Linked DNA regions of Homo sapiens: region 1 is linked to region 2. A link is an interaction called in ENCODE POLR2A ChIA-PET data of the cell type or tissue named here. Cell type or tissue: MCF 10A. All regions are shown on one strand. Links, peaks and the distances in the headings refer to the core of each region. The heading gives the core; the rest is flanking DNA.

Evidence for each region. Peaks named below come from ENCODE experiments on the same cell type or tissue, not always from the same donor. Only the 100,000 strongest peaks of a DNase experiment are listed, where the experiment ranks them.
Region 1: POLR2A ChIA-PET joins it to region 2 with 10 read pairs; 12 of 35 experiments call an interaction of 5 or more read pairs at or near these places.

The regions. Positions count from the first base shown.
Region 1 is chr6:109,057,320-109,062,714 of GRCh38, reverse strand. The region is part of intron 1 of SESN1 (sestrin 1); the gene reads left to right. It also overlaps the pseudogene RNU6-653P. Among named protein-coding and RNA genes, the nearest start is that of SESN1, 35 kb to the left of the region's middle. In MCF 10A, for the core only: CTCF peaks have their summits at 2,812 and 3,013; DNase peaks (open chromatin) are centred at 2,794 and 3,324.
Region 2 is chr6:108,999,449-109,004,843 of GRCh38, reverse strand. It overlaps SESN1 (sestrin 1), which reads left to right. Exons shown (of 10, transcript NM_014454.3): 2 at 2,501-2,566; 3 at 3,356-3,556; 4 at 4,171-4,353. It also overlaps a transcript of ARMC2 not described here. Among named protein-coding and RNA genes, the nearest start is that of ARMC2-AS1, 78 kb to the right of the region's middle. In MCF 10A, for the core only: no CTCF peak of the experiment used is centred there; a DNase peak (open chromatin) is centred at 2,603.

The DNA.
Region 1 (5,395 bases), core at 283-5,282, 58 kb before region 2:
GTTTCACACATTTATGGGGGTCTTGGAATGTGTACCCCACAGATACCAGGGGACTACTGTGTATGAATTCATGTTTTAATACAGCTATTTCTGTGTCTCTCTCTTTCACACGCACACACCATCTTAAAATTTTTATATATGACTTCTCATAGTGTTTTCGTTAAAGATAAATGTTTTTACATGGCCTCACATAATTTATCATCCAAACTGGGACACTGTGAGAGAAGGGATTACACCAAGTCAACAGGAGTAAGCCAAATTGAATAGTCAGCCTCCCTGCAAGGCCCTCCATGGTGTGGCTGCTGACCTTGGCAGCCTCATCTTGCAATGTGCTCTTCCTCGCTCTGTGCGCCTCAGACTCACAGGCCCTCTTTGCTTACTGCTTACTTTTGCTCAAAAGCCTTTGACATGCTTTCTCCTCTACCTGGACAGAGCTTTGCCTCTGCTCTCTTATTCACCTAATAAACTCCCCTTGTTCATTTTTCGGATTTCTCTCAATTCTGACTTCCTCAAGAATGCCTTCCAGGCTGGGCATGGTGGCTCATGCCTGTAGTCCCAGCTACCTGGGAGGCTGAGGCAGGAGGATGGCTTGAGACTAGGAGTTCAAGGCTGCAGTGAGCCGTGACTGTACCACTGCACTCCAATCTGGGTGACAGAGTAAGACCCTGTCTCTTAAAAAGAAAGCCTTCTAGGGCTTCCCTAACTTGATCCATTCTCTCTCATTATTCCTCAGAGCACCATCTTTTATCACGTTTAGATAATTCTTGGATTAATTTCTGTCCTCCACTAAAGTGAGGTTTAATGTGGGTAGAGACCATATCAGGGTTTTCTCATCATTTATTTTTTCATCACTCATTAGGCACATAGTAAAAACTAAATAAATATTTGTTAGATTAATTAATTTTTTTTTTGAGACAGGATCTCGCTCTGTTGCCCAGGCTGGAGTGCAGTGGTGCGCTCTCAGTTCACTGCAACCTCTGCCTCCTGGGCTCAAGCCATCTTCCCACCTCAGCCTCCTGAGGAGCTAAGACTACAGGTGTGTGCTACCATGCCTGGCTAATTTTTGTATTTTTAGTAGAGACAGGGTTTCACCATGTTGCCCAGGCTGGTCGCGAACTCCTGACCTCAAGCAGTCCACCCACTTCCATCTCCCAGAGTGCTGGGATAACAGGTATGAGCCACCTCACCCAGCAGGTTAATTAATTTAAAAGAGGAAGATGAAGATCAAGTTTATTGCATATCCCAAAATATTTAGGTAGAATTAATTCTGATACATCCCCTTTAATTTTTGTTTAAAATACATGGTACATTTTTAAATTATAACTGAAAGTGTTCAAAATTTAAAATTTTTATTTTACATGTTATACACAAATAGAAAATTTCTAAACATTAAATTTGTTGAAAAAAATTTTTTGGTCAAGGCTGTTTTTTTCTTAGATCGCATGCCTGTCTATTATTTAGGTTTAATACATGGAATCAGATGTGGTTTCACAGATATGTATATTAGTACATTGTTCTTTTTTCCTAAGGGAAATATAAAATTAAGAGTAACTTATTGTTGCTTTAATTTTAGATTATGTACATTTTAAAGTCAGATATACAACTGAGTTATGAATAATATGTGTGAGATATTTCAAAAAGTAAAATGCATTTTTAAAGAAATTGTTACCTTTCTGAGTAGCAATTTAATCATAAATTAAATCAGGGTTCATATACATGTATTGATTTAACCATTTAAATGTATTTGATTTGAAATTGGTCTGTCCTGATGCAAGGATTCAGAGGGGAGAATAGAAAGAGCAGTGGATACTTTTCCTGGAGACATTGAAAGTTGCCTGGCATAAATTTAACACAGAGAGAAGGAAGATTATGTCATTATTCCTGATTCCCTTGGTCATTCGTCTTGTGGAGAACAATTGCTACATTCCAGTAACAAGTTTTCTGAGGCTTACTAATAGCTCCATGACATATTAAGTACTGATCTCATTTAATTATAATTTCAGTGAGATTAAATTATTCTATGTAGTTAAAGTAGAATCGAGCATCCTACAGATGCTGCACTAATTATAGTTATTGATGGCCTACTTTTTCTGACCTAAAAAGGTAAATGAGGGAGGGAATTGTCTTTGCCTTTGAGGAATTTTCCCTCTAAAATAGATTAGTTCACTGTCATTGCTGTTTATTTTCACCTAACACTTTTCTAGAATCTTCATAAAACTGCACAGTACTGAACTAATCAATAGAAAAGGCAGATGAATATTCTCCCAAAGGAAAAAAGGCTTGGCAGGTCAAATCAAGCATGTCAGATCTCTCTTGCCACTCCCAATTAGAAATTGTAAAGTTTTATAAACAGGTGCTTTAAGCAAAAGATGGGATCTGTGGATCAGGAATACATACACAAGACACTAATTTTAAAAGCTATTACATTTCTTAAAATACTTATCTAAAAATTCTCCTTTTAAATTTTTTAGAATCTATTCTAGAAAAAAAACTCAACAAATTATCCTTTGTTAATGTTTTATTTAGTGGTGTGGCTTTTTCCACAGATTAGATTGTTTACTCCTTAATATAAATGTGTGTGTGTGTGTGTGTACGTGTGTGTACACATGTGTTTGTCTTTTTTGTTGTTTGTTATTGTTTATTAATGTGTGATTAACAGAGGCCTAGCTTTGGTGCTTTCAGGCTGAGAACTAAAGGGATGATTTGTAGAAAACTAAAGTAGGTCAAAGAATACCATGGTGTAGCAAAGGGGAAGTCCCTGTGTTTAGTCACATTGTTTTGCCTCTGGTGGAGTTCACTTTCATTGTTATAGTCTAGGCCTGTCTTCCTGTGAGTGGAAGAAATCGTCAAATTGCAGAAAAGTCTCGGGAATATTATCATAAGTAACTTTTTAAAACAATATGTTATTGTAAGTTATTGGAAGGGCCGGTAGGGGCAGCAAAGGAAAAATAAAAAGTAGAACTGAATTTATCCCTAAATTAATTTCACAGATCAAAAGCAAAAATATGCATGAATATGACACCTTCTCTAAGTATGATGTAAGGAGTACTGTGTGGGTCTCTGTGGGATGGGAACTAGCATTTCAAATTTTGCCCGCCTTGTGCTTGCTTCAGCAGCACATATGCCAAAGTTGGAATGATACAGAGAAAATTAGCATGCCCCTGCACAAGAATGACATGCAAATTTGTAAAGCGTTCCATATTTTAAAAATAAAAATACAAACAAAATTTTGCCCTCTTATTCTGCTTTTTTATATATAGCCATTATGGAAGTGACCATGTTTCGAAATCAAGGAGCTGTTCCAGGCTTTAGCAATCCATGTCATGTTAGTTCTGAAAATATGCAACTGAATAAACATTAAAAGCACACCTACTGATCGTTGCAGTAGCAACTATCACACTTTTATGAAACACCATTTTGTGTCTGCTTGGCTATGATTAAGCAGTACTATTAGAATCCAGGAATGTACTCTGGCTAGCTTCAAAGATCTTAGACTGTTTTTTACATCTCAAAGTTAAAATGAATTTCTCTTAAAATTAAATTTTAAGAAATAGCTTCCTCAGGTTGGTTAAATGTTAAGAAGTTATCTGTAAATTATGTGTGTGTGTGTGTGTGTGTATGAAGTGATATATATGGAGTTACATAAATTTTGAAAAACTTCGTTTTAAATTTGGTGTTTCCTCAAATATAGTATACTTGATATTTTGGATTATGTTTTCTCTTACAGCAGAAGGTTTATTCTCTGACTAAATTTCCTTTCTTTAGGTACCCCCCTACCCACCCACCCTTTATAAGGGCAAGACACCTATGAGAATATTAAGCCTTTTAGCTCAGAGTTTTACTGAAGTTATTTTCTATTCTTGTATTTGCCAAGAATTGCTGACAACTTAAAAAACTATCATACGAGTGAAAACCAGTTGCCTAGATTGTTTGATGATTTTGGTCAAGTGTGGATCGGGATTTCCTGTCATTTTTCTTCCTCTTCTGGGGCTGCATTGCTTCTATCTCTCAGCAATTGTACACTTGGAAAGAAAAAACAAAAGAAGGTCACTAGATCTGAATTACTTTTACTTCTGTGCCAAATGAAACTTTCCTTCTGTTACGTGTTACAATGTTTGGCATCTTTTGGCATCTAGAGAGAGATAAGCAGTTAGGAGGACAATGTGGGATCTGTACAGTCACGCATCACCTAATGATGGACATATGTTCTGAGAAATGTCATCAGGCAATTTTGTCCTTGGGCAAACATCACAGAGTGTACTTACACAAACCTAGATGGTATAGCCTACTGCACACGTAGGCTATATGGTATAACCTAGTGTTCCTAGGCTACAAACCTGTATAGCATGTTACTATACTGAGTACACACTGGCAGTTGTAACACAATGGTAATTATTTGTATATCTAAATATATCTAAGCCTGGGCAACATGGTAAAACCCCATCTCTACAAAAATACAAAAATTAGTCCTGTGTGGTGGTGTGTGCCTGTAGGTCCAGCTACTTGGGAGGCTGAGGTGGGAGGATCACTTGAACTCAGGAGGTCAAGGCTGCGGTGAGCCGTGATCGTACCACTCCACTCCAGCCTAGGCAACAGAGCGAGGCCCTGCCTCAAAAAGTTAATTAATTAATTAATTAATATATCTAAACATAGGAAAGGTATAGTAAAAAAAAAAAAGTTACTGTACAATATTAGGGGACCCTGTTGTATATGCAGTACATCATTGACTGAAACATCATTATGTGTTACATGATTGAACCTCATCTAGAGACAGCCAGTTCCTTCTCTTGGGCTGAAACATGTTCCTGGAATTCATATGATAAAGCAGGTTATCATCAAGAGAAACTCATTTTCCTATGGATTATATGATCCAGCAGCTTAGAATACATTTCTGAATTCTTTGTGTTTTGGGGTGTAGCTGAATGAAGTTTTTAGTATGTCAAAGGGAGACATGTTTTAAGAAGTAGGCATTCTACTGAAAGTATTGTAATTGCTTGCTGAATGAAGGGGATAATCCTTGCCACTGCCTTTAAATACTAGGAGTTCCTGCAGGACAGCCTGAATATTTTTTCTGGATCATTAAATGAACAACTGGGTTCCAGAAGATAAGAGAAGTATGAACTTCTGAGCAGAGGTAGATCCTTGAATAAGAGGAACCTTTCTTTAGAAACAGTAATTGAATTTTGGGAATTGTTGAGTATGTCAGTCTGGAATGTGTTTGGCTGCAAATAACAAAAAAACCCTACTATGTAGTATAAACAGATAGGGGTCTGCCTCCACAAGAAGTCTTAATTAGGCAGTCCAGAGCCGGTGTGATGTTCAACTACATTAATAAAAGCCCTCTGCCATCCTTAGAATGTGATTTGTATCAAGGTTGTAAAAAGTCTGTTGTACC
Region 2 (5,395 bases), core at 173-5,172:
ACAGTATCTCAGCATAGTTAACTTGCAGTTGTTTTGAGTGTCAAGCATTTTTCAACCATTTGTATTTTCTTTTCCTTGAACTGTGTTGTTTGCTCATTTTTAAAATACGATTGTTGGTCAGGTGCGGTGGCTCACACCTGTAATCCTAGCATTTGGGAGGCCGAGGTGGGCGCATCACGAGGTCAGGAGATTGAGACCATCCTGGCTAACATGGTGAAACCCTGTCTCTACTAAAAATACAAAAAATTAGCCAGGTGTGGCGGCACACGCCTGTGGTCCTAGCTACTCGGGAGACAGGAGAATCACTTGAACCCAGGAGGCAGAGGCTGCAGTGAGCCGAGATCATGCCACTGTACTCCAGCCTGGGTGACACAGCGAGACTCTGTCTCCAAAAAAAAAAAAAAAGATTGTTGGGGATTTTCGTATTGATTTATAGTAATCTTTCTTTAAAATTTAGCCCTTTGTTATTTGAGTGGCAAATATAATTCCTAGCTTTCTGTTTACTTTTGACTTTGTATATATTTATTTTTCCCATGTGAAAGTCTTTATTTTTATGTCATTAAATTTATCAATCTTATATTTTATGACTTTTGGCTTTTGTGGTATTCTTAGGCCTGCTGCACTCCATGAGTGTTTTCTTCTAGTACTATAATGTTTTTTGCTTTTTTTCTAAGTTTTCATTTTTTTCTTACATTTAACTCTGATTTATTGTGGGGTAAAGCATGTTATAGTGTTCCAGCTTCACTTTTTTTCTGAATGGCTATCCAGTTGTCCCAAGATCATTTGTTGAATAATTCATTTTCCCCCATTTGAAATGACACCTTTTCGTATACTAAAGTCCCAAGTCTCTTAGTTATAAAACAGTAATAAACCCTTGAAACAGGCATTTTCCTAAAATACATTTTGTTTAAGTAAGACAGTTTTCAAGATTAAAGAAATTAGAGGGGATAAATGTTAATTTTAGCCTTAGTTTTGTCCAATAGGTATTGTTTCAAATGTATGTAATTGGATGAGAAATTCAGCAGTTAGAAAAGCTAAGAGTCATCATTGTATATAAATGGCTGCTATTGGTGCCAAAATTATATATTGAATAACAGGGATGTCCTCTGGCATTCATTACAGGATGTTAAAATTGAGACACACACGTGGCCAGACCAGTGAATTAAGTGCCTCCTCTAATGAAGGGTATAATGTTAAAGCATTACTATCTTCAGTGTAAGGATGGACTAACCAGGGAGAAGTCACCAACCTCCAGTATAAGATTATTTTATTTAAATATTATTTTATGAATTCTGTTGGCAAATATAAACTACTTTGAATCTTGATGTCTCCTAATAAAGATTACCTTCACTTTTGTCCTTCCTGCTTAATTTTTAAAAGCCTGTTCTGCTTTAAAGACTTTCATTTGCTGGGACCAGATTTCTTGGATTGCTGACACATGTCCTTCTCTCTGTGCACCCACCCCCACCCCATCCCCACTTTTTTTCTTTAAAAGGAAAATATCTGGTTTATATCATGAAGAACTTTAAAAGCAGTAAGGAGAGAGTAGAATTATATGAGTATTTAATTATATATATAATATATATGAGTGAAGGGGTTAATCTTTAATTGTATAAATTCTAAAAAAAATTTTTAAATGACACTAGATAGGACATAGGCCTCAAAACAACAAAAAGTTGAAATATATTATTTTAGTTTTGTTTCTGTAAACACACTATATGGGGAGGGTGAGGGAGGGAAAGGAAACCCTAACAGATTTTCAGTTCTTGTTAACCATACTACACCATCACATAAGGTACAGGATTCTAGAGTCACTGTGTCAAATGTCAGAAAACTATTTCTCAATTATTTGAGCTTCTCTAAAATATAATATGGGCAAGATTGATGACATCCTGTAAATAAAAAAAAACTTAATTTAAGGCAAACTTACAAACAAAATGAGTTTCTCTAAAATTATTTAACTGCAGAGAAAACATGCCCTGTAGTGCTGTCTCTTGTGAATTTAGTTTTTATTTTTCATAAATTTACATTCTAACCGTGAGGTGTTGTTTTAGATGTAATAATAATTACACTTTTTCTAGTTTAAGACACCTAGGTGGAAGTACTGCTTTTTCATTTTCTGACGATGCACAGGGATTGATATTTGGGTTGGTTGAGTTTTAGATGTACAAACACACTGGTCTTATTTTGTATCACTGATGATCCACAGGGTTGGCTGCTATGTGCTGAACTTTCTGTTCTAGACTTTCTGCCAAGTACTTTATGCAAAACTCTGGTTTTAGTGAAACAGGTTTTATTGTTTTTAATCAGAGTTGTATTATAAGCTGTTGTTAGCTATGTAATGCTAACAGAAGAGTTGGTATGTATATACAGCCATGAAAACAAACCATCAAAACAAGCCTGTCTCTGTTCGACTGGTTGTTTTTCCCTCCCATTCCTTTAGCCTCAGTTCATTTTGTTTACTGCCAAAGGCCTGAGATGGTGTAATTTTCTTTTCTAGGAACTTGGCATTAGAATTCCTCGACCACTAGGACAGGGACCAAGCAGATTCATCCCAGAAAAGGAGGTACGTTGTTTGTGAAAGTACATAGTGAACTGTATGCTTTTAAGGAAGAGCTTTCATGACCCACATGTTGGCATCTGAAGAACTGTTGGTCAACAACATGTTTTAGTCAGAGTTGGTTGCAGTTAATCATTCTTTGGCAGTGAATCTGTGGGAATAAAAAGCTGTTGTACTTGTGTTGATTTCTAGTATTTCATGATGTGTTTTTAACACCCATATTTAATCAAGTAAAGCCAAGATTTGTTTTTGACCAGTGATACAACATCTGCTTATATTTAGATGTTGTTTAGGTGTGCCCATAACCTGAGTTACTTAGTCTTGACTGTCTCCACAGGCTGATATCAGTGCTAGATTGGATCTTTAATTCTATATATGTATAAAAGCATCTATGCTTTATTTTCATAAGAAGTGTATGCTATTAGTTAATTTTAGTTCTCCTTAAATTGAGTGAGAGTAGGCGGTTTTGTAAAGAAAGGCTTTAGTGTCTGTTTGCAAGCTCTGCAAATTTGATAATCTAAATCTGCTTCTTTATCTGGATTCTGGCCAACTCTGCAAGCAGCCTATCTAGATGGCCTTTAATGTTCAGCCTTTGTTGTTTATCCCCTACTATATAATATGTAACTGTTTATTCTTCTGTATCTTTCAACCAGTTGAGTTTAAATTTGTAACCCCTCTTTCTTAAGCCAGATTTAATCTGCTTCTAAATGATACTTAGAGTGTAGCGCATGTATATTTTCTTCCCTTAACACCAATTTACCATTTCAGTAACCATGGTTTTTCTCATTTATACAGATCCTCCAAGTGGGGAGTGAAGACGCACAGATGCATGCTTTATTTGCAGATTCTTTTGCTGCTTTGGGCCGTTTGGATAACATTACGTTAGTGATGGTTTTCCACCCACAATATTTAGAAAGTTTCTTAAAAACTCAGCACTATCTACTGCAAATGGATGGGCCGTTACCCCTACATTATCGTCACTACATTGGAATAATGGTTTGTAAACATTCAGTGAAAAATTGTTTTTGCCTATTTTTATTAATCTCTTTAAGAGACAGTTAATGCTTTAAACACAGGGATAAATACTTAGATTATGATATATAATATGATTCCTGTTGCACAGTCTCTGTTTTTCCTATTTTTAAATAAGTACGCTCTCAAGTATAACAGAAAAAGAAGCAAGTATTTATACATTGCTGAGAACCATTCTTCATTAAATAAGTAGAACACAAGTTCTGTTTCATTATTATAAATAGTTCACATTGACATAAGTGGTGCTTCCTGTTCAAGATGTAAATAATATTCCATTATTTTATGATTGGCACCTTAATTGAAGTTTCTTCTTAATCTGAAGTTCTGAAAGTATATAGATAAAATGTCTAAAGTTCAAATACTTTTATCAGATATTTTGTTTGTTCTTGGAATATTTCTAAGGTTCTTACAGTATTTGAATTTTTAAAATGTTTATATAAAAACTGCATTTCTGTAGTTTACGGAAAATTTGAAAACATACTAATAAACTTAATTAGCTCTTTTGCATGTTGTAAATAAAAAGGATATGTAGTTCAAGGTTTTAATATTTATAATTAGAATAATCTTTTTGTTTTAAGGCTGCGGCAAGACATCAGTGCTCCTACTTAGTGAACCTGCATGTAAATGATTTCCTTCATGTTGGTGGGGACCCCAAGTGGCTCAATGGTTTAGAGAATGCTCCTCAAAAACTACAGAATTTAGGAGAACTTAACAAAGTGTTAGCCCATAGACCTTGGCTTATTACCAAAGAACACATTGAGGTAAGCAGTGGGGTAATATATCTTGGGAGTCATTTCAGACTTTTTTAGAGCAGTTTTAGGATTACAGAAAAATCGCACAGAAAGTACAGAGAGTTCCTATTTTCTACCCCCTGAATCTCTTCCCACAGATGCACATTTTCTTCTGTTACAGCATTTCTGTGGTACATTTGCTGTAATTGATATATTACTAGTAACTCTATAGTTCACATTAGGGTTCAGTCTTTGCATTGTATCGTTCTACACATTTTGACAAATGCCTAATGTCACGCATCCATTACAATATCATATGGAATAGTTAGTACCCTAAAAATGCCCTGGGTTCCACCTGTTCATCCCTTTCCCCCCCTTTCCCCTTCCCCTAAACCCCTGCAACCACTCATCTTTTTATTGTTTCTATATAGTTTTGCCTTTTCCAGAATGTCATACAGCTGGAATCATACAAAAGTATGTAGCTTTTCAGACTGGCTTCTTTCATCTAGCAACATCCATTTAAGGCTTCTTCATGCTTTTTCACGACTTGATAGTTCATTTCTTTTTATCACTGAATAATTCTCTATTGTATAGTTATGCCATAGTTTGTTTATCCATTCACCTATTGAAGGACATCTTGGTTACTGCCAGTTTGGGGCAATTACGGATAAAGCTGCTGTAAACATTCATGTATAGGTTTTTGTTTCTTGTTTTTTGTCGACAAAAGTTTTCACCTCATTTGGATAAATAATTAGGTGTGCGATTTGTGGATAATACGGTAAGCCTACGTTTACCTTTGTAAGAAACTGTAAAACTCTTCCAAAGGGCAGTATCAGTTTGCATTCCCACCAGCAATGAAGCAGCATTCCTGTTGTCCCACATCTTGGCCAGCATTGGTGTCAGTGTTTTGGATTTCAGCCATTCTGATAAGTGTGAAGTGGCATCTCATTGTTATGCATCTTTATGTTACGTTTTAAATGCCATGTTAAGCTAGTTCTGGTTCTATTTATTAATAGAGATAATAGAGTAAAAGTAGATTGATGTTCTCTAAAATTGTCTACCATGCACTATA